2 separate regions of the Homo sapiens genome follow, and region 1 is linked to region 2. Evidence: read pairs that join two places in POLR2A ChIA-PET (ENCODE). Cell type or tissue: OCI-LY7. All regions are shown on one strand. Each heading gives the region's core, and the rest is flanking DNA. Links, peaks and the distances in the headings are about the cores only. Region 1 overlaps RBFOX2 (RNA binding fox-1 homolog 2). Region 2 overlaps APOL5 (apolipoprotein L5).

Region 1 (10,490 bases), core at 3,595-7,594, 120 kb before region 2:
CATTCAGTTACCTCTGATTTGTAGTTTGAATTTATTGCAGACCTTCTCTTTTCATATACTGATGAGCATATACTGTATAAACTGTTTTAGCTTAATTCTTTTTTTTTTTTTTTTTTTTGAGACAGAGTCTCACTCTTGTTGCCCAGGCTGGAGTGCAGTGGCACGATCTCGGTTCACTGCCACCTCCGCCTCCCGGGTTCAAGCGATTCTCCTGTCTCAGCCTCCTGAGTAGCCAGGATTACAGGTGCCCACCACCACGCCCAGCTATTTTTTGTATTTTTAGTAGAGTTGGGGTTTCACCGTGTTGGCCAGGCTGGTCTTGAACTCCTGACTTCAAATGATCCACCCACCTCGACTTCCTAAAGTGCTGGGATTACAGGCCTGAGCCACCGTGCCTGGCCTTTAGCTTAATTATTTGTGAGAAATAGGAAGATGGATGGACAGGTTCTATCCTTAGAGAATTCATCTAATCAATAAAATAAGTATGTCTAAAAACAAATAGAGAATGCCATATAAGTTCAGAGGAAAGAGAAATCACTTCTAGTTGGAGGTAATCAGGAAGAGCTTTGTGGAGCAGATGGCATTTAAGGTAGCATTTTTAAGATTTGGGCATTTTGAAATGGGTAAGAAAACATGATCAAAGGCACAGAGGCCAAAACCAAACAAAATAAAGTAAAAATTCTCCTTGATAGAGGCAACTGTGGGTAGTTGAATGTATCAATAATTGGTTTTGTACTTTATTGCCACTTGGAAATCAAGTATCCCAATAGAAAGTTTGTTAAAATTTATATGCAGGCATTTTGTCTATTTTTCATTCTGACCATGAGTTTATCAGGTTTGCTACCATTCTTTTTACTCATATTACTAAAACAGTGCTCTGAAAACTCTTTAACTCTTGTTTGCTAAATTCAGTCATTTATTTCTAAATTCTCATTTTCTTTAACCTTTCTAGATTTCTACTTGGCATTGTTATATATTCACCTCTGATATCAATTTATGAAATACCTTCCCTAGTATAAAGGATGTGAGATCGAAGAAAAGAAACAGATGTCCTCTGTATTCCTGGCTTTTGTGAATAGTACACGATTATGCTTAATCTTTTTATCCTCTGTTTCTATTTCTGCCTTCTTGAAGCAAGGATTCCTCAAGGTTCTATTTTCAGCCTTTGCCTTCTATCTGTCTGTGTCTCCCCTCCACCTCCCATTTTTCTTTTGTCTCTACTTTTCTTTTTTTGGAGTACATGGTTGATGTATAATAAATGTTACAGACTGCATCAGTGTGGGAGAGGAATCTCAACCCCATTATGGCCATGGCTATTTCTCCTTTTCTCTTTGATCTTCGTGTCTAACCCTGACCTCTCCTCTAGCTGTACCTTCAACCCCGAGTACCTGTTATACCTTCTCTACCATTACTTCAAACCAGTTTATGCTTCAGATTTGTCTGTATTAGCAGTGTTATTCTTATTTGGCTAGTTAGCTAGAATTAGAACCTTTCTCTTATACCCTACATGTGGACAGTCTTCAATTACTGTGGATGTTGTCTTCGTCATCTCTTATATATCTATACCTTCTTTATTCCTACTGCTAATATGTATTTTTTGCATTAGTCATCTGTAACCTCTTGTAATGGTAGCTGCTAATTGGTTTCCCCACCTTTAGGTTGTTCCCTTTTTCATTCTTACCTGCAGCCACCAGAGCCATTTTCACAAAACGTTATTTATGTAGCACTCTTTTCCTCTTGCTCAATCTTTAAAGATCAGATCTGAAATACGTAGCAGGATGTCCTAGTCCTTCCATAGTGAACCTACCTACTTTTCTTGTCATTTGCCACCACCTACCCATAGTCAAGTAAACTGGTCACACAATCCCTTAGTCAGTCAGTCTTGCATATTTCTTTCTCTTTTTTTCCTTTTGGAGACGGAGTCTCGCTCTGTCACCCATGCTGGAGTGCAGTGGTGCAATCTCGGCTCACTGCAACCTCTGCCTCCCGGGTTCAGGCAATTCTCCTGCCTCAACCTCCCGAGTAGTTGGGATTACAGGCGCACGTGGCCACGCCTGGCTAATTTTTTGTATTTTAGTAGAGATGGGTTTCACCGTGTTGCCCAAGCTGGTCTCAAACTCCTGAGTTCAGGCAATCCACCCGCCTCAGCCTCCCAAAGTGCTAGGATTACAGGTGTGAGCCACCGTGCCTGGCCCAGTGTTGCATATTTCTAATGACATATTTTGCCTGCATATATATCTTCCTCCTCCACCCCCTGTCCCATCCTCATCCTTCCAGCTCAAGCCCTAGCTCTTTTGCTCTTTTTTTTTTTTTTTCCCCTCCTGGCCTCTAGAACTGACCTATCTCTTTTTGAAGTTCTGTCTTACCCTGGTGCACAGGGTAATATAGAATCTTTGGAACCTTCTAAGAATACTGTGACTAAAACCAAATTTATACCTCAGGCAGAAATCTCGGCAATCTTTGCTAAAGCATTCTACCCTGAGGCATAGCTAATATCCTTAAACATTTGGCAGGATTGTGGCATGGGCAGAAGGGAAAGAAAAAGAGAGAAGAAAACAGGAATGAGAGAATAGGAGAGGAGGAAAAGAATCTTAAATATTTTCTGGTTAATTTGATTGACTGAACTTAACCAGTGCTTGCTAAGTCTTGAGATCCCAAGGGTTGTATGTCGGTGTACAGATAACACTACAGCATCATCAACCATGTCCTCTGGCATGAGACTGATTTACCTTATCCTTAGCAAAACTTAAACCTTACAAATCTCATGATAATTTCTAAATATCTCACTCTTAAATACGAGGTCTATTTCTAGGTCTAGATTTTGAATAACTAGGTCTGTTTCTAAGTCTAGGTCTGTTTCTCCCTGATATCATTAAATTTCTGTTCAACAGACATTCTAAGTGTGCTAAGTGTTGAAACTTTTTTTTTTTTTCTTCCTGAGACAGAGTCTCACTCTGTCTCCTAGGCTCGAGTTCAGTGGCACAATCTCAGCTCACTGCAACCTCCACCTCCTAGGCTTAAGCAGTCTTCCCACCTCAGCCTCCCGAGTACCTGGGACTACAGGCATGTGCCACCAGGCCTGGGTAGAGATGGAGCTTTGCCATGTTGCCCAGGCTGGTCTTGAACTCTTTGACTTAGGCAGTCCGCCTGCCTGAGCCTCCCAGTGGGCTGGGATTACAGGTGTGACCCACTGTGCCCGACCCAAGTGTTAAAACTTATGTTGAAAAATGAATTGGGGCTGGGCATGCTGGCTCACACCCATAATCCCAGCACTTTGGGAGGCTGAGGCAGGTGGATCGCCTGAACTCAGGAGTTGAAGACCAGCCTGGGCAACATGGCAAAGCTCCATGTCTACAAAAAAAGTTGAAAAAATTAGCCAGGAGCCATGACATGCGCCTGTAGTTCCATCTACTTGGGAGGTTGAAGTGGGAGGATCCTTGAACCTAGAAGGCAGAGGTTGCAGTGAGCTGAGATTGTGCCATAGCACTCCAACCTGGGTGACAGAGTGAGACCCCGTCTCAGAAAAAAAAAGTGAATTGGTATTGCATGTCTTTGCTAAAGAGATGTATGGAAATATACATGAAGGACTATTTTCTGAATTCATGTTTTTTATTGATCAGGACACATGAACTTTAATACTATAAAAGCATCCATAATATTGTAGAGTGTAAACTTGAAAGTGGAATAGATTGGCATCATCAGCCAATAACTCTTGAGTTTATTGTGGAAAATTAGTCTTTTTATTTCTAGAATTTTTGAGTAAATATATTATTTAAAATTTTAAGGAAATACCCAGTCTTTTCTGATGAGGGAGGGGACTCAGGAGTAATTTCTGAGTTGAAAATATTTTCATTTTTTGTTTCTATTTTTAAAATCATTTTGATAAATGGGAAAAATACTGAAAGAATGATGTTGAGCTATTGATCCATGCATGGAATTTCTTTCTGTTAATAACTGAGGCTACATTATTCTGAAGAAAGACCATATCAAGAAAAGAGAGAGAAACCTTTCAAGTTTATAATTTGATTTTTTGTAGTGTGTTTTGTCTTATAGGTAAAAGATTCTCCTTTTTTTTTCCATCAGTATTATTTCAAATTTTGGTTTGACTAAGTTATTAGTCTTCAAATTATAGCAATTAAAAAAATTTTACAGAAAGAAATGGGTAAAAGGCAAGATAAAGTATAAGAGTTATAATTCAAATATTACATTATTTTGACATTTTTCTGAAGAGCTGATGATTTAAGCTATACCTGGGCATGGTTTCAGCAGAACCTAGGTGAGATATCTTAATCATATATCTAAAGATTAAGATTCTTTATTGTGTATATCCTCTAGTCTTTTTTTTTTTCAAGAGACAGGGTCTTGCTGTGTTGCCCAGGCTAGAGTACAGTGGCATGATCATAACTCACTGTAACCTTGACCTCCTGGGTTTATGTGATTCTCCCACCTCAGCCTCCGAAGTAGGTGGGAGTATAGGCACATGCTGTGTGCCACCATACCCAGCTAATTTTTTTGGGGCGGGGCTATAGGCAGGGTCTTAATATGTTGACCAGGCTGGTCTCAAACTCCAGGCCTCAAGCAATCCTCCTGACTCAGCTTCCCAGAGTGCTGGGATTATAGGCATGAGCCACTGCTTCCAGCCTATATCCTCTAGTCTTAAATGAGAGTTTATAGTTATCACATTATGTTAGGTAAAGCAAATGTGGTCGTATTATTATTATTATTATTATTAGAGACAGAGTTTTGCTTTCGTTGCCCAGGCTGGAGTGCAGTGGCACAGTCTCGGCTCACTGCAACCTCCGCCTCCCAGATTCAAGCAGTTCTCCAGCTTCAGCCTCCTAGGTAGCTGGGATTACAGTCATGCACCACCATGCCTGGCTAATTTTTTGTATTTTTAACAGAGAAGGGGTTTCACCACATTGGTCAGGCTGGTCTCGAACACCTGACCTCAGGTGATCCACCTGCCTTGGCCTCCCAAAGTGCTGAGATTACAGGCGTGAGCCACCGTGCCTGGCCTAGTCATATAAATCAGAGACCATGGGAATATTAATAATTTTTAAAGTACTTGTATTGAAAGTAAAATCTGTTTTGGTTCCTTTAAACTTTTAACAAATTATAGGAGCAGTTAATGCTAATTTAAATGTGTATGAACGATTGGAAATTTATCTCTAAATTAGTAAGCGAAAACCAGCCACCACCCCATTCCACCGCCTGGAGGTACTAGTTTTGTCTTAATGGCTACACACACACACACACACACACACACACACACACACACACACACACGTGTGTATATATATGTATATGTATGGCATATAATGGTATGTGTATATATAATGTGTGGACATATGGCATATATTGGTGTGTATGTCAACCAATACATTACGTATATGTGTATACATATACATACATGTCTAACTTATATGTGACTTAATAAAAGCTTAACTAATTACACAATAAATTTTTTAGTTTTTTCATTTTATTTGGAGCACTGCTTTTCAAAGTCTAATTACATACATAATTTATTGATTGATGTACACATAGATTCATACATGCATGCATACCCCTATATAATTTCATTTACAAATATAGAACTATAACACATTATTAAACAACATAATATTTTTCTTTCTTTCTTTTTTTTTTTTTTTTAGACAGAGGCTCACTTTGTTGCCCAGGCTGGAGTGCAGTGGTACGATCTCGGGTCACTGCAACCTCAGCCTCCCAGGTTTAGATGATTCTGCCACCTGAGCCTCCTGAGTAGCTGGGATTACAGGCACCCACCACCACGCCCGGCTAATTTTTGTATTTTTAGTAGAGATGGAGTTTCGTCATGTTGGCCAGGCTGGTCTCAAACTCCTGACCTTAGGTGATCCGCTCGCCTTGGCCTTCCAAAGTGCTGGGATTACAGGCATGAGCCACTGTGCCTGGCAATTTTTTTCATTTAATAATGCATCAGTCGTATCTTTTCACCTTGTATGTATAGTCTAGAAGAATTTAAATCTTTCTCTGGAAATTGACTAGGCCTTCAATAACATTTGGGGATCACTTTCATGCTTAAATTATGTCAGTTGTTTTAGGATTTGAATTACAGTCTTTCATCTTAAATACAACAGCATCTGGGAATTTCCTCTATAATTAAGTCACCAAATATTGAACTGGGTTAACTCTTGAAGTTTAAGTTAGTCAGTCATAGTTCATTATTACAGCCTTTTATGATGTATAAGACATATCATCATTTTCCAGTCTTCATATCAAGAAGAATCTTAGGAGATTTAATAGTGATTTAAGATACTAGCTTATAAGTGTATATGTGGCCCATCCTGCTGTACTGCTATGTATGAAATGACAGAAGTGTACAGGGAGGAAGAAGGATTAATAATTATTTGATTTGATTAGAAGAGGAAATTTAGCATAAGGTTTTATTGCAGAAACATTCTTTTTTTTTTTTTTTTTTTAAAAAGAAAGGTGTCACTATGTTGCCCAGGCTAGACTTGAACTCCTGGCCCAAATGATCCTCCCTAGTAGCTGGGACTACAGGCACATGCTGCTGTACCCAGTCTTTTGTTATTTCTTAATTACCATTTTAATACCTATACAGGAGACTGTTAGAATATATAGTCCTCTCATATCTGTGGGAGATTGGTACCAGGATACACCCTCTCACACCCCTGCAGATACCAAAATTGGCAGATGCTCAAGTTTCTTATATAAAATGGTGTAGTATTTGCATATAACCTATGTTCATCCTCTTGTAGACTTTAAATTATCTCTAAATTATAATTTCCAAAACAATGTAAATGCTATGTAAATAATTATTATAACTATTGTCTTTAAAATTTGTATTATATTTTTGTTATTATACAGTATTGGGTTTTTTTTATTGCTTTTCACAAATATTTTGTTTGCAGTTGGTTGAATTCACAAATGTGTAACCCAAGGATAAGGAGGGCTGACTGTATATTATAATCCCTTAAGGTATGGCAAAGCACATCTGAAATGTTATGAGGCTTTGATAATCTCTGTTAAGAATTGACAAAGTAGGGTTTTATAGTTCTAATGGTGAGAGAGACTATAAAACTGTGTATTAAGAGCAACTTTTTTTTTTTTTTTTGAGATGGAGTTTTGCTCTGTTGCCCAGGCTGGAGTGCAGTGGCGGGATCTCGGCTGCGGTGGTGAGCCTTCGCCTCCTGGGTTCAAGCAATTCTCCTGCCTCAGCCTCCCAAGTAGCTGGGATTACAGGGTGCATGCCACCACGCCCAGCTAATTTTTGTATTTTTAATAGAGACAGGGTTTTGCCATGTTAGCCAGGCTGGTCTCGAACTCCTGACCTCAAGTGATCCCCCTGCCTCAGCCTCCCAAAGTGTTGGGATTACAGGTGTGAGCCACACCACCCGGCCAAGAGTAATTTTTAAAAAATGTTTTTCCATGTATGAGAAGTTGCTTACAATATTTAGTTTTGTGCTGTAGCATTGTTTTGCTTTTTGGCTTTGCCTGTGTCCTTATCTATTTCTCCCATAAACTGTGAATTCATTGACAACAGAACTGTGTTCATTTCTCCAGGGCTTAGTACAATATTTTGTCTGCAATAGATGTTCAATAAATGTTTTATTAATTATACTGAATAGATTTATTCTTGTTCTTCATGTGTAATGCACATAGAATCAGTACCAGCAAATTGAAGATAATCGAGTATAGTGGTCCTCCTAATCTGTTAGAACTGAGTTCAGGTAAATGTTTAACCAAGAATACCATCAAAATATGCTATAGCCATTTTGACTCTTAAAAATCTGTTTCTTCTGAACAATCCTAAAATAAATTACAGTGACCGTAAAAGGAGAAGAATTACACTGATGGGGGCGGGGCATGGAGGGCATGGTAATACTTAAATTCTCACAGATGCCCTCACAGTTGCATTTAATCCTCATGGTTTAATCATCCAAAAGCATGTTACAATATTACTGGCTCTCCACGATTAGGGACGTCATAGCCCCTGAAACTTATTTAGAATTATTTACCATTTTGAAATTTTGAATGCTTGTTCCAAATAGAAGATTTCGTAGGATCAATAGTTACAACTGGTTTGTCTTTTAATAAACATTAATTTTCACTTTCTGCTCACTCTGTGTCCTTTTTCTAAGGATTACTTAGCAGTTTTCTGATTTTTGATGGGCCATTTAGGCTCTGAAAGCCAACTCTTGAACCTATTGTGCTTTGTCAGACAAACCTAACACCTGTCCATGTTTGTTACTGCTTTTAATATCTGTTATAGAAATATGTGTGCACATGTGTATTTGTATATAATGGCAGGGTGGGTATAGCAGCTCCCTAAAAGGAGAAAAGCAACTGGCTTTTCTGAAAAGACCTTTCCACCCCCACCTTTTTGCAGACAGCCGGAGTTAATCCTTCCAAGTTTGACTGGAACAGCTGAGCAAGTGTACCCTGCATATCTGGAGGCCTCCAGTGGACTCATGTTGCCTCAGAGTTGGGGCCACTTTCTTCTTTTCTAGTGCTGATCCTGCCAGCTGTCCTAACCTCTGTTAAAGCACAGCGAGGGAGGTGTTAAATGATACAAAAACATACAGTGTCATGAAAGGGATCCCCTTACTGCGTGTATCAGTGTGACTTTTTTCTCCCATTCCTTTCCGTGGCAGAAAGGTTTTATACTGTTAATCCTAACACCTGTCTCTGCCGGAGACAGTGAGAAGGGTGTGTGTGTGTGTGTGTGTGTGTGTGTGTGTGTGTGTGTGTATGAGAGAGAGACAGAGAATGCGCATGCGTGCACACGGGTACATGCTCCCCGCCCAAGAAAGAATAGAGTAGTAATACCAGTCCCATCTGCCTTTCTGTGTCCTGGATTGGGAGTATTCTCTGACGCACTTAAAGCCTGGAACATATATATTATTTTGGCTCCTGGATACCTTAGACTTCCTACCGTGTTTGTGTGCCAGTGTGAGGAGCCTGTGTTCCCTTCCCTGGCTGTCATTCTCTGCCTCTTGAGTTTCTGGTTGAGTTGTCAATTTAAAAACCAACAGTAACAGCAAATCTCCAGTGTAGTTTTCAGTCTGTAACTAGTAACTCAAAGCTTTTTGCTTTTTTCTGAACATCTCTTCTGTGTATTGTCAAATCCTGTTGGGGTGGAGGCCTGGTCTCAACCAAGCTCCGACTTCATCAGCTGAGCCAGCATACCTATCTGCGTAGACTGGAGGTCAGCGAAGGATTTTTTTGGTGCTACCTAGTTCCTTTGGACAGGACAGCCAGCGCAAACAAGGCAAAAACTTAGACACTTTTTGTACTGTCCTTATCTGAAGATTTTTTCCCTTTTGCTATGTATGGTGTATATTGTATGGATTATCAATATCCTGTTGTCCAGGTAAGCTAAGGGTTATAATTTCTAGATACTGTTTGATTTATGTGAAGCTTTATGGTGGAATGAAATGCCTACAAGGCTTTCTGTCTTTTGACCCGGTACCATTCAGAGCCTAGCTTTCCCAGTGCTTTTTGCTAATTTACTGTAATAAGAGGATTTAATTTATAGTATTGGCGGCCAGACAAAGGTGGTTGGCATTCACCCCTAGAAGTTCTGAAACTTTGGAGAGATTCTGTGTGTCTGTGTGTGTGTGTGTGTGTGTGTGTGTGTGTGTGTTTGTGTGTGTATGTGTGTGTGTGTGTTTTGAACCAGGTGGGCTGGACAATATAAATGTAATGTAAAAAACCCATCATATTATGATAAACTTTAGGCTTTGTTTTGAGCAGATGAGAGGCACAGTTGGCAGTTTCCAAATGTTGTATTTTCCAGAAAGGTAATATATAAAGTAGAGGGCATCTTTCCCCACTAAGACTATTTTTAGTCTAACGTTTTAGACTATTTTGTGATGACATTAGTAACATCTTATTTGTTAACTTGTTGAAATTTAGAATCAGAAAATGTTAGGTCATTGCCAAGCATATTTCTGAATATCTTATAGTAAGAAAAATTGAAGTTAGGAGTCCTGGATTCTGGTTCCAGCAATAGAGTTAACCACCACCATGTTCATGCTCAAATAACTTCAATTTTTCTTGACTTTAGTTTTGTTGTATATAAAATGAAGGAGTTGGGCCAGATGACCTCTGAGCTATCATGATTTTTTGAAATATTGTGATGGAAACCTAGAATAAGAAAATAAATACAGTTAATACAATTAATTCTGAATTAAAGATACTACTTGGTCTGTCAGTTTGTTTTAGTTTGTTTTCATGTTCCTTTAATTATTTTTTTCTTTCAAATAGCCATTTCTCTAATAATTAGCACCTATGTTGCAGGTTGGACCGGAATGCATAGAGTTAAAAGAAATAATGGACTAACTAGTACATCTTATTAGGTATTTTGGGCCTAAAGGCCCAAGCTATTTTGGATTGGGCCTGTTGGGTAAGCTCTCTGGAGTAAACTTACAGCTTTCATTCAAGTCTAAAGCTATCAATATTGCAATCATATGGCAGTGGCTGTGATT
Region 2 (10,490 bases), core at 2,199-6,198:
TGACAGTCTCTAATTCCCTTCCCTTCTCGTTAAGAATCATATTGTATAGTAGCTTTCAGACCATACAGTATTCATTGGGTTACTCCTATTATTATCAAGTAGCTGGAATTGTGAAGGTCGGAGTAGTTAGATCTTTAGCTTTTATTCCTTATTTTTTTGTATTACTCTCCATGTGTATAAATTATTGATCATGTTGCTGGCTTTTATAAACTCTAAGCGAAGGAGGAGCACTGCCTCAGCCTTTGCACATGGTAATGAAGCACTGTTTTTAAATAAAAGAGAGAAACACCATTCTTTGGGCTGTGTGTATTAATCCTCGTTCCCTGTTGCCTCTGCCTGAGGCTCCAAAGATACCACTTGGATTTGACTTTTTAAGCGGGGGGCGGGGGGGACAAGAAGGAAAAGTGCCAGGCGTTCTAAGGTGAGACGTTCTAAATGGTGATGAGAAGCCAGAAGGTAAGCGTGTGTCAGCTGCTCTCAGCTTCCCCAGCTGTGAACTCCAGTCTGTCCAAAAGCTGCTTCTGAAATCTTTCAGCTTCACTTCTTCACCGTCCACCCTCCCCTAGATTCAACTGCTGCCTTTACTGTACCACAGACACTGTCCTTGCCAGGGGCTGTGGCCCCACTTGACCTTATCAAAGTGTTATTTCCCTGCCTTGCCTCCTCTGTCCCTGCTGCCCCTGGCTCTCCGGCTGCCACCCAGGCTCCTTCACTTTTTGTTCAGCCATAGAAAATATGTCCTGCCTAGCCCTTTCCTCCCTGTTTCTTTTCTTTTTTTCCCCTTGAGACAGGGTCTCACTGTGTCGCCCAGGCTGGAGTGCAGTGGTGTGATCAAGGCTCACTGTAGCCTCAAACTCCTGGGCTCAAGTGATCCTCCCACCTCAGCCTCCCGAGAAGCTGGAACTACAGGTGCACGCCACCACACCCGGCAACATTTTTTGTAGAGATGGGGCTACACTGTGTTGCCCAGGCTGGTCTCGAACTCCTGGCCTCAAGTGATCCTCCCACCTCAGCCTCCCAAAGTGCTGGCATTACAGGCATGAGCCAGCACACCTGGCCTCTTTTCTTTCTTACCTGTGCTGAAACCCATCCCTTGCTGCATTTGTTTCGTTTCTCAGCCAATAATTCCCAAATCTCTGAAATTCTCCATAATCCATAAATCTCTAACTCCCTTCACTTCACCATATGAGATCATCATGCTTCCTATTTCACAGAATATGGAGGTTGTCAGACATAGTCTCCCTGAATGAAGTTTCCCTACCAGATCTACAAGCCTACTTGAATTCCACACAGGGTGTCTTTCCCCTTCTCTCTCGTTCTATTAGAGGCATTCTTCACATCACCGTGAACCCCACACCTGTGCTCTGCATCCCAGCCTTTCCCACCTGCTCGGTGCTTTGCTTCAGTTTCCTCCCTTGCCTGGTTTGCCTCTTCCTCTCAATAGTCCCTTTGGCACTTAAGCGTGCTTAGATCTTAAGTTAAAAAAAAAATTGGAAAATCTCAAGTTATTCCTTGTACTCTTTTTTTTTTTTTTTTTTTTTTTTTTTTTTGAGACAGGGTCTCACTCTGTTGCCCAGGCTGCAGTGCAGTGGTGCTATCTCGACTCACTGCAACCTCTGCCTCCCAGGTTCAAGCAATTCTCTTTCGTCAGCCTCGTGAGTAGCCGGGATTATAGGAATGCACCACCAAGCCTGGCTAATTTTTGTATTTTTGGTAGAGACGGAGTTTCACCATGTTGGTCAGGCTGGTCTCAAACTCTTGACCTCAAAGATTCACCCGCCTCGGCCTCCCAAAGTGCTAGAATTATAGGTGTGAGCCACCACACCTGGCCCTAAGTTGTTTCTTTTGTGGCAAACTTCTGGAATAAGTTTCTACCGGCTGACTCCAATTACTTGATCTTCACCCTGTGGCTGCCTGCCTTCTACCTCCAGTACCTGGAAGCAGCCCCTGAGGATGACAGTGAACGGATGCTCCTCTGTTCACCTGCTTGACTGCTGAGTGTTCCCAAGGCTGCTTCCCTTGTGTGTTGGACTGTGACAGGCCAAAGTGAGCGAGTACCTCACCACCACCACCCACTCCAAGCTGGCACGTCCTTGCCCGGCCTCGTCTTATCTCCTAAACTGGTCTCCTTGCCTCCACCTTTTCTCCGACAGCTCTCCATCGCCGAAGTTTGTTCTCTCGACAGCCTGTTCAATCGGATTGTGACGTGCTTTTGTGCAAACTTCTTTGGCTTCCCATCCCGTAGCCAGTTCCAAGTCCTTATTTTGGTCTACAAGGCCCTGTACAATGTGCTCCCCTGGTAGTTTATTTGGTGTCTGTCTTTCTGTACTAAAATGCAGGCACCTGGAGGTCAAAGACTTTGTTCTGTTGGCTGCTGTATCTCCATTTGCCTGGTGCATTGTAAGCATTCAGTACCTATTTGTTGAATTACTGCTTTCCATTTTGGATGTAAATGATGCACTTTTCAGCCCTGCCTTCCTCCACATTGCCACCCCTAGTAACAACAGTGGACATGAGTGTGGAGCGCTGTTGGTGGCACTTGCCCATTTTCACTCCTTTCATCTTCCCAGCAGCTCTGTGAGGCGGGTGCCCCCTGAGGCACTTCTGTCTGCAGCTCCTGCTCCTGCCTTCCTGCTGGGTTTGACAAGCATGCAAAACCTGGATTGCCCCTTCCCCAGGCCATTTCTGGGGGTTGTGTTTGCAGCAAGAAAACTTGTATCCCCTCAGGACAAACAGCAAGCTTGCTTACTACCTGTTATAAAAGAGGTGGATCCCCTAAGCTCAGTGCTCCTCAGCTGCAGCGCAAACCTACTACCTGCGCCACATCTATCCAGGCCTGTGGGACTCGGGGGCTCATGGAACTGTTCCATATGCTGGTGCTCATGCTGCCTGCTGCACTGTGAGTAATAAAGTCCTTTGCCTCTCACCGAGTCGTGTGTCTTCCACCAATATCCGTGAAACAATAACAGGCTAATGCATCAGCTTCTAAGGAAGGAGAAATCAAAGCCTATACCTGACAGTATTGTTATTCCTCTGTTAAAAGATGAAGCTGGACGCATAGAGAGATTAACTAACTTTCTCAAAGTCACATAAGTAGGAAGTTGCAGAACCAGGATCCAAACCCAGGCAGTTGCTCCCAAGTGTATGCCTTTAACCTCTGACTGCTAGTGTTTCTAAGTGCTGCTCTTGTGGAAACCCCACAGAAATCAGAGCCAGCACTGCACTCCTGTCTCTGGCTGCCTCTCTGCCTCTTGTAGGCTCCTCTTCCTCCAGCTCTCTTTTAAATCTTGTTATTCCTCTAGGGCTCAGTTGTAGGCCAACTTCTTCCCATACTCCACTGAAAAGATCACTGTTGAGACCCATTTCTGCCTGTAAGCTAATGACTCTTAAATCCAAACTGGAGTTCATAAAGCTTTCCTAGAGTCTAGACTCACGTCCAGCTGCAGCCCCACAGGCTTCTAAAATTCAATATGCTTGAAATAAACCCTTTTTCTACTCAAAACCTATGTTCCTGTCTAGTCCATTTGAGCTGATAACAAAATACCATAAACTGAGTAATTTTTAAATAACAGAAGCTGGCCAGACGCAGTGGCTCACGCCTGTAATCCCAGCACTTTGGGAGGTGAGGTGGGGGTGGATCTCCTGAGGTCAGGAGTTCAAGACCAGCCTGGCCAACATAGTGAAACCCTGTTTCTACTAAAAATACAAAAATTAGCTGGGCATGGTGGAATGCTTTCTGAGCCTGGATCCGCGGGTCTCGCACAGTTTCACACAGGTGGAATGCTTTCTGAGCCTGGATCCGCGGGTCTCGCACAGTTTCACACAGGTGGAATGCTTTCTGAGCCTGGATCCGCGGGTCTCGCACAGTTTCAGACAGGTGGAATGCTTTCTGAGCCTGGATCCGTGGGTCTCGCACAGTTTCAGACAGGTGGAATGCTTTCTGAGCCTGGATCCGTGGGTCTCGCACAGTTTCACACAGGTGGAATGCTTTCTGAGCCTGGATCCGTGGGTCTTGCACAGTTTCACACAGGTGGAATGTTTTCTGAGCCTGGATCCACGGGTCTTGCACAGTTTCACACAGGTGGCAAGTTTTCTGAGCCTGGATCCGTGGGTCTTGCACAGTTTCACACAGGTGGAATGTTTTCTGAGCCTGGATCCACGGGTCTTGCACAGTTTCACACAGGTGGCAAGTTTTCTGAGCCTGGATCCGTGGGTCTTGCACAGTTTCACACAGGTGGAATGTTTTCTGAGCCTGGATCCACGGGTAAGCCGATGAGTAGTGCAGAGAGAACTGGTCTGCGGGAGGAGAAAGAGGCCAGGTGGAAAGTGAGGCAGTGAGCTCTGTGGGGAGGGACAGGGTAGACTGCCCAGCGCCAGGCCTCTCTTGAGGTCAGCACTGAACCTACCTCCAACCTTTCACCTTACTCGCTTGAGGGCTGCCTGGCCCTGTGACAGAAAGGAGGCAAGTGTGCAAAGTGCTCTCACAGAAACACCATCGCCCCCTGGTTCCTTCTAGGTTCGGAAATTGGTTTCCCGGCTCACAGACAGCAATTTCTCATTTTGAAAGCCAGAATTCTAGATACTCAAAAGTTGCTTGTCTTGAATGCTTTGGACCAGGGGTCAACCCGCTGTTTCTGAATGTCACCAGATGGTAAATATTTTAGGTTGCACAGGCCTTTCGGTCTCTGTCACAGCTTCTCAACTTGGCCACTGTAGCACAAAAGCAGCTGCAGACAATCAGTGGAGGACCTGGTAATCTTCCAATAAAACTTTAAGAAACAGGTGGTAGGCCTGGTTTGGCCCACGCACTGCTGACCCTTGCCTTACACAAATCTGGGAGAATTTGGATCAATGCTTGTGAAAAATCCCTGCCAAGTGCAGACTGAATGTAACTATTAATTTTGATGTGTGTGTGTGGAAAATATTAATCTCCAAATCATTTTAAGAGTAAGTGTTGCCAGCATTGGCAACACTTGCTCAGGCTCAAACTTCAAATTTCTCCCTTAGGCCTACAAGCACAGGCATGTGTGAATTTCAGCCCTTCCGTGCTTTAGTGGTGCGACCTCAGGATAACCAAGGCAGTGCAGGCTAATTGTTAAGAGCAAGGAACCAAGAGTTGAAGGGTTCTAACTCAGATTTGCCACCTGCTAGGTGGATGACCTTGAGCAACTTATTAATACTTAACAGCTCTGCACCCTAGAGTCCTTGTCTATAAACTTCAGTCAATAAATGTTCCTACTGTAGCAGTGTTTTGCAAGGATGAGATAAGACAGGACGTGTAAAGTACTCAGCACAGTGTCTAGAAAGTGCTAAGTTTTCCAAAACTATTTGCCATCTGTCATTTGGTAAAGTTGGGAAAACACTTAGCAGAGTTCCTAATGCATAGCAAACTTTCAGTGAATATTTCTTCTTCCCTTTTTGTCGGGGAGGGGAACAGGGATCAAGGAGTTTCTGGGCAGGCTGGAGTGCAGTGGTGCAATCTCAGCTCACTGCAGCCTGAACCTCCTAGGCTCAAGCGATCCTCCTACCTCAGCCTCCTGAGTAGCTGGGACCACAGGCATGCACCACCACACCTGGCTAATTTTTGTATTTTTAAAAGAGATGGGCTTTCACCGTGTCTGAGACCAGCTGGGCAACTCCTGAGCTCAAGCGATCCTTCCGCCTCGGACTCCCAAAGTGTTGGGATTATAGGCATGAGCCACTGCGCCCTGCCTGAAATGAATCTTGTGGCTGGTCGGGGATACAGCAGGAGTTTCCCTAGGAGGGTATTCTTAACACATCCACGCTGAGCTCCTGGTGTGAAAAGGAGAACTTACCTACAGAATGTCATATATCAGATTTTATTGGTACGTTGCCATGTATCTCTAAAAACCATGCTGCAGAGGCTGCTTGGGAAGTGGGATGGAGCTGGGATGGTACCGCCAGGATGTCAGGTCTGGAGACAGGGTTCCAGTGCAGGCTGCATCCAACACGGGCACTGGGAGCTGAAAGGGTGGGGGACATTCCCCGGGAGTTTCCTCCACCCTCTCTTCCTTATTGGATCATCCCCATCAGCACAGAACCATGCTAGTATTTCTTCCATCTTTAATTTTTTTCCCTTTTCTGACCTCACTTCTTCCTCCAGCAAAACCCCTCCAAAACACTGTACTTTCTGCTTTTTTTTCTTTTTTCTTTCTTTTTTTTTTTTTTTTTTTGAGACAGAGTCTTGCTCTGTGGCCCAGGCTGGAGTGCAGTGGCGCAATCTTGGCTCACTGCAACCTCCGCCTCTTGGGTTCAAGGGATTCTCCCGCCTCAGCCTCCCAAGTAGCTGGGATTACAGGCGCCTGCCACCACACCTGGTTAAATTTTGTATTTTTAGTAGAAACAGCGTTTCACCATGTTGGCCAGGCTGGTCTCGAACTCCTGACCTCAAATGATCCGCCCAGCTCGGCCTCCCAAAGTGCTGGGATTACAGGCGTGAGCCACCGCGCCCAGCCTCTTTCTGCCTTCTTTTAAAACTTCTCCATTCAGGCTTTTTGTCGTCAGCCACTTCACCATAACTGCTCTCATCGAGGCCATCAGTGGTCTTCATGTTGCTAAATCAGATCGATTCTCCTGTCCTTGACCTGTCCGCAGCACTGGTCTGGTGTATCACTTCTGCACTTTCAGGCTTTCCTCACTTGGTTTCCTGGACACCCACTCCTGGTGCCCCTCTTCCCTCAGTGGCTGCTTCCTTCTCAGTCTCCTTTGAGGGTTCCCCCGCTCTCCACATTCTCTTCAAGCTGGGGTGCCCAGGGGCTGGCCTTCGACATATTTCTCGGACCTGTGTTCACTCTTTTGATAATCTTACCCACTCTTACGGTTTTACATACCATCTATTTACAAATTTGTATCTCCGACTAATTTGTTGTTGGAGACCCCACATCTTGAATCGGATGCATGGATCTCATCACCTACTCAGCACCTCCCCTTGCATGTGTCTTTGGGCATCACAAACGTGACACGTCCATCCTGAGCACCTTGCTCTCACCCCACTCCGGCTCCCACCTGTCCATTTCAGGTGCCAACAGCTCCATCCCGCCAGTTGCTCAGGCCACAACCCCCCGTTATCCTGGCTCTTCTTTCCCTCACACCACAGGTCCAGTCCATGAACAAATCCTGTGGGCTCTCCCTTCAGAACAGATCCAAAATCTGACCACTTCTCACCACCTCTGTTGCCACCACACTGGTTCAGGTCACCATCCCCTCTCCAGAGGGTTGTTTCCAACATTTGCTAACAGATATCCCTGGCATCGCCTTGTCTTGCGGTCTCCTCTCAGCACAGCAGCCAGAGTGATCCTCCTAAAATCTAAGCCATTAGGTAACTCCACTGCCTGAAATCCCCCATGTGTCCCCGCCTCACTCAGAGTACAAGCCCAAATCCTTACTGTAGCTCTAAGACCCTGCACTTTTGGCCTCCAGCTCTCTCTCCAGCCTCCTCTCCTACCCTCCCTTCCCATTCCCCCGCCTCCCTCTGTTCCCGGCACGGCGCCCCACCTGCGGCCCCCTGAACGTCGCAAGCAGGTGTTTGCCCTTGCTGCTCCCTCCATCTGGAATGCTCTTCTCCCAGACACCCTCACCTCCTTCACGTCTTTGCTGGAAGATCAGCCTCTCAGAGAGGCATGCCCCGATGATCCTATTTGAAACTGTGCTCCTGCCCCATCCAACAATTCTGTATAACTCCTTCCCAAACTTATTTTTCTCCCCAACACTCATTACTTTATAATACACCGTAACACTGATTTACTGTGTTTCTTTTCCGTGTTCCCCTGCCTCCACCTTGAGAATGAAAACTTCGTGAAGGCAGGATTCATTTTGTTTACTGCTTTTCCCCAGTGCCTAGAACAATGCCTTTTTGGTTTTGGATGGATGGATGGGTGGATGGACAGATGGGCTGGAGGCTCCCTACGCTTTCCAGCCATTGCTAACAACCATGGGGTGGTCTTCTGTGGAAACACCCATTCTTCCACTGTTGCCTTGTTCTGTGATGAGAAGGAGTCTGCATGCACTCAAGCAACTAACAAAGCTATTAATAAATGAAGACCCGCTGACTATGAGGTTGTCCTTTTTGGTTGTTGTTGTTGTTTCGAGACAGAGCCTTGCTCTGTCACCCAGGCTGGACTGCAGTGGCGCGACCTCAGCTCACTGCAGCCTCTGCCTCCCGGGTTCAAGCGATTCTCCTGCCTCAGCCTCCCGAGTAGCTGGGACTACAGGTGCCCGCCATGACGCCCAGCTCATTTTTTGTATTTTTAGTAGAGACAGTGTTCCACCGTGTTAGCCAGGATGGTCTCAATCTCCTGACCTCGTGATCTGCCTGCCTCGGCCTCCCAAAGTGCTGGGATTACAGGCGTGAGCCACCGCGCCCAACCTCTTTTTTTTTTTTCTTTTGAGATGGAGTCTCCCTCTGTTGCCAGGTTGGAGTGCAGTGGCACGATCTCGGCTCACTGCAACCTCTACCTCCTGGGTTCAAGCGATTCTCCTGCCTCAGCCTCGTGAGTAGCTGGGACTACAGGCACCCGCCACCACACCCAGCTAATTTTTTGTATTTTTTAGTAGAGATGGAGTTTCACCACGTTGGCCAGGCTGGTCTCAATCTCCTGATCTCGTAATCTGCCCACCTCGGCTTCCCAAAGTGCTGGGATTACAGACGTGAGCCTCCGCACCCGGCTGAGTTTGTCCTCTTTTTAAACATTTTATTTTAGATTTGATGTAAATATTTATTATCTATATTCCTTCTATTTTATAAAACTGTAATGTGCATAACTGAAAACTTGAAAAACACAGAAAGGCAGAAAGAAGAGGGGAAGGAATCACCAAATTTACCTCTAAATAAACAGCTGCATTGTGACCTTGCTGTATTCCTTTAAGGGGTTTTGTTTTCCTACACACAAGTTTGAGAGATGTGTTTCCCCTTAGGTAAAAGGTAAGAAAGTCCTTGCTCTTTTCCACCTAATAATACAATCAACATTTTCCACGTTAACCCAGTCATTGAGTGAGCATCATTTCTGACAGCTATGTAGTGTTTTATCAAGTGGATGAATATTTTGTATGTAACCAGTTCCCTAGTGTTAGAACATTTTAATGGCTCCATATTTTTCATGATTATAAATTATGCTACAGTAAAGGGATAGTTTTCTCTCAATAACAGCTTTTCTCAAATCATTAACTTGTCATTGCAGGGCCCTGGAAATGGAGAATGGATCTTAGCTTGAGCAACAGTCTCCATGCAAAGGTGTTGACTTGCAGAGTCATGACAGATGACAGGAGGGAAGAGGGGGAGGAGTGGCAGGTGATAGTTTAAAACTTTTTTCATTTTCATTATAAAGGTACTATGTAGTTACATACAATTTGGAAAATCCATGAGTTTGGAATGTGTCCCGGCTCCAGTCTTAATTAACATGAACACGTAGGTCTTCTTGGCCTCCAATTCCATCTGTACACACAAAAAAGCCTGGTCTCTTGCAAATTTATCTTCCACCCCAGGTATTTCTGGAGTCCCCAGGGGTTACCACAGACCATTGCAAGTTTGCCTTCTATTATCATTGCTGCTGGTTTTATCATTGCCACTAGAAGTTTCCCTACCCCCAGTATTCTTCAGGGAAGACTTGCATTTTGCCTCTGTTAAATCAAGGTTCAGTGGTGACAGGGTGACCAACTAGGGTATAAAAAAAAAAAAGAAAGGAAATAGTTTACTCACTTCTGCAGCATCTTAGGGATCCCACAGTGGGTTCACTTGAGCTCCCACATATTACAGGGCTGGGCGAGGTCATTCTTCACTTTGCACACCTAGTACTTTTCTGTCTTATTCACTGCTAGGTCTGGCATGATGCCCGGCACAGAGGTGTGCCCAATTGAGATTTGTGCATTGATTAACTTCATGAATGAACGAATGGCCCATCTGGCAGGAAGTACAGAGAGAGCTCAGTGATCTCACTGACTGGCAAAGGCACCAGGTGGCGTGGCAGGTGGCCGGATGGAAAGGTAGCAACAACCTCTGTCCCCGTTAGGCCCTCCCTCTCTTTCCCTGAAGCCCACCCACCCAAGGAGGGGTTACTTCACTGTCAGGGGTTCCCACAGCTCCTGGCTTCCTTGCGTCCCACTTACCTCTTCTCATTGTCGGTGTCTTCCCGGGGCCTGTCTCCCCTTTCTTGCTGGTGCTGGTGGGGCTGGCTGGTGGCCAAGCATCCTTGGGGCAGAGACTGTCCTCTTTGGTGTCCTCAGTGCCACGCCAGGGCCCAGCCTAGGCTGGTGCTCCACAACAGGCCAGGGGAGAGGTGAGCGAGACCCTGTGGAACATGAGTCCCTGTGTCTTACAACTTCCAAGAAAGAGATCTGCCCCTGGACGTTCAGAAGCTCAAATATGTCCCCAGAGAGCAAATTTCTATTGGCTTTGAGAAGAAGAAAACCCCTCCCGCCCCAGGGCAGTGGGTCCCAAACTTGGCGGCACCGCAGAATTACCTGGAGATCTTTAA

What was found. Peaks named below come from ENCODE experiments on the same cell type or tissue, not always from the same donor. Only the 100,000 strongest peaks of a DNase experiment are listed, where the experiment ranks them.
Region 1: POLR2A ChIA-PET joins it to region 2 with 5 read pairs; 5 of 35 experiments call an interaction of 5 or more read pairs at or near these places.

The regions. Positions count from the first base shown.
Region 1 is chr22:35,848,455-35,858,944 of GRCh38, reverse strand. All of the region lies in intron 2 of RBFOX2 (RNA binding fox-1 homolog 2), which reads left to right. Among named protein-coding and RNA genes, the nearest start is that of APOL5, 140 kb to the right of the region's middle. In OCI-LY7, for the core only: no CTCF peak of the experiment used is centred there; no DNase peak of the experiment used is centred there.
Region 2 is chr22:35,728,537-35,739,026 of GRCh38, reverse strand. It overlaps APOL5 (apolipoprotein L5), which reads right to left. Exons shown (of 5, transcript NM_030642.1): 4 at 10,123-10,304; 5 at 9,544-9,673. The coding sequence ends at 10,129. RBFOX2 (RNA binding fox-1 homolog 2) reads left to right here. Exons shown (of 14, transcript NM_001349999.2): 14 at 1-291. Among named protein-coding and RNA genes, the nearest start is that of APOL5, 16 kb to the right of the region's middle. In OCI-LY7, for the core only: no CTCF peak of the experiment used is centred there; no DNase peak of the experiment used is centred there; H3K27ac peaks cover 329 bases.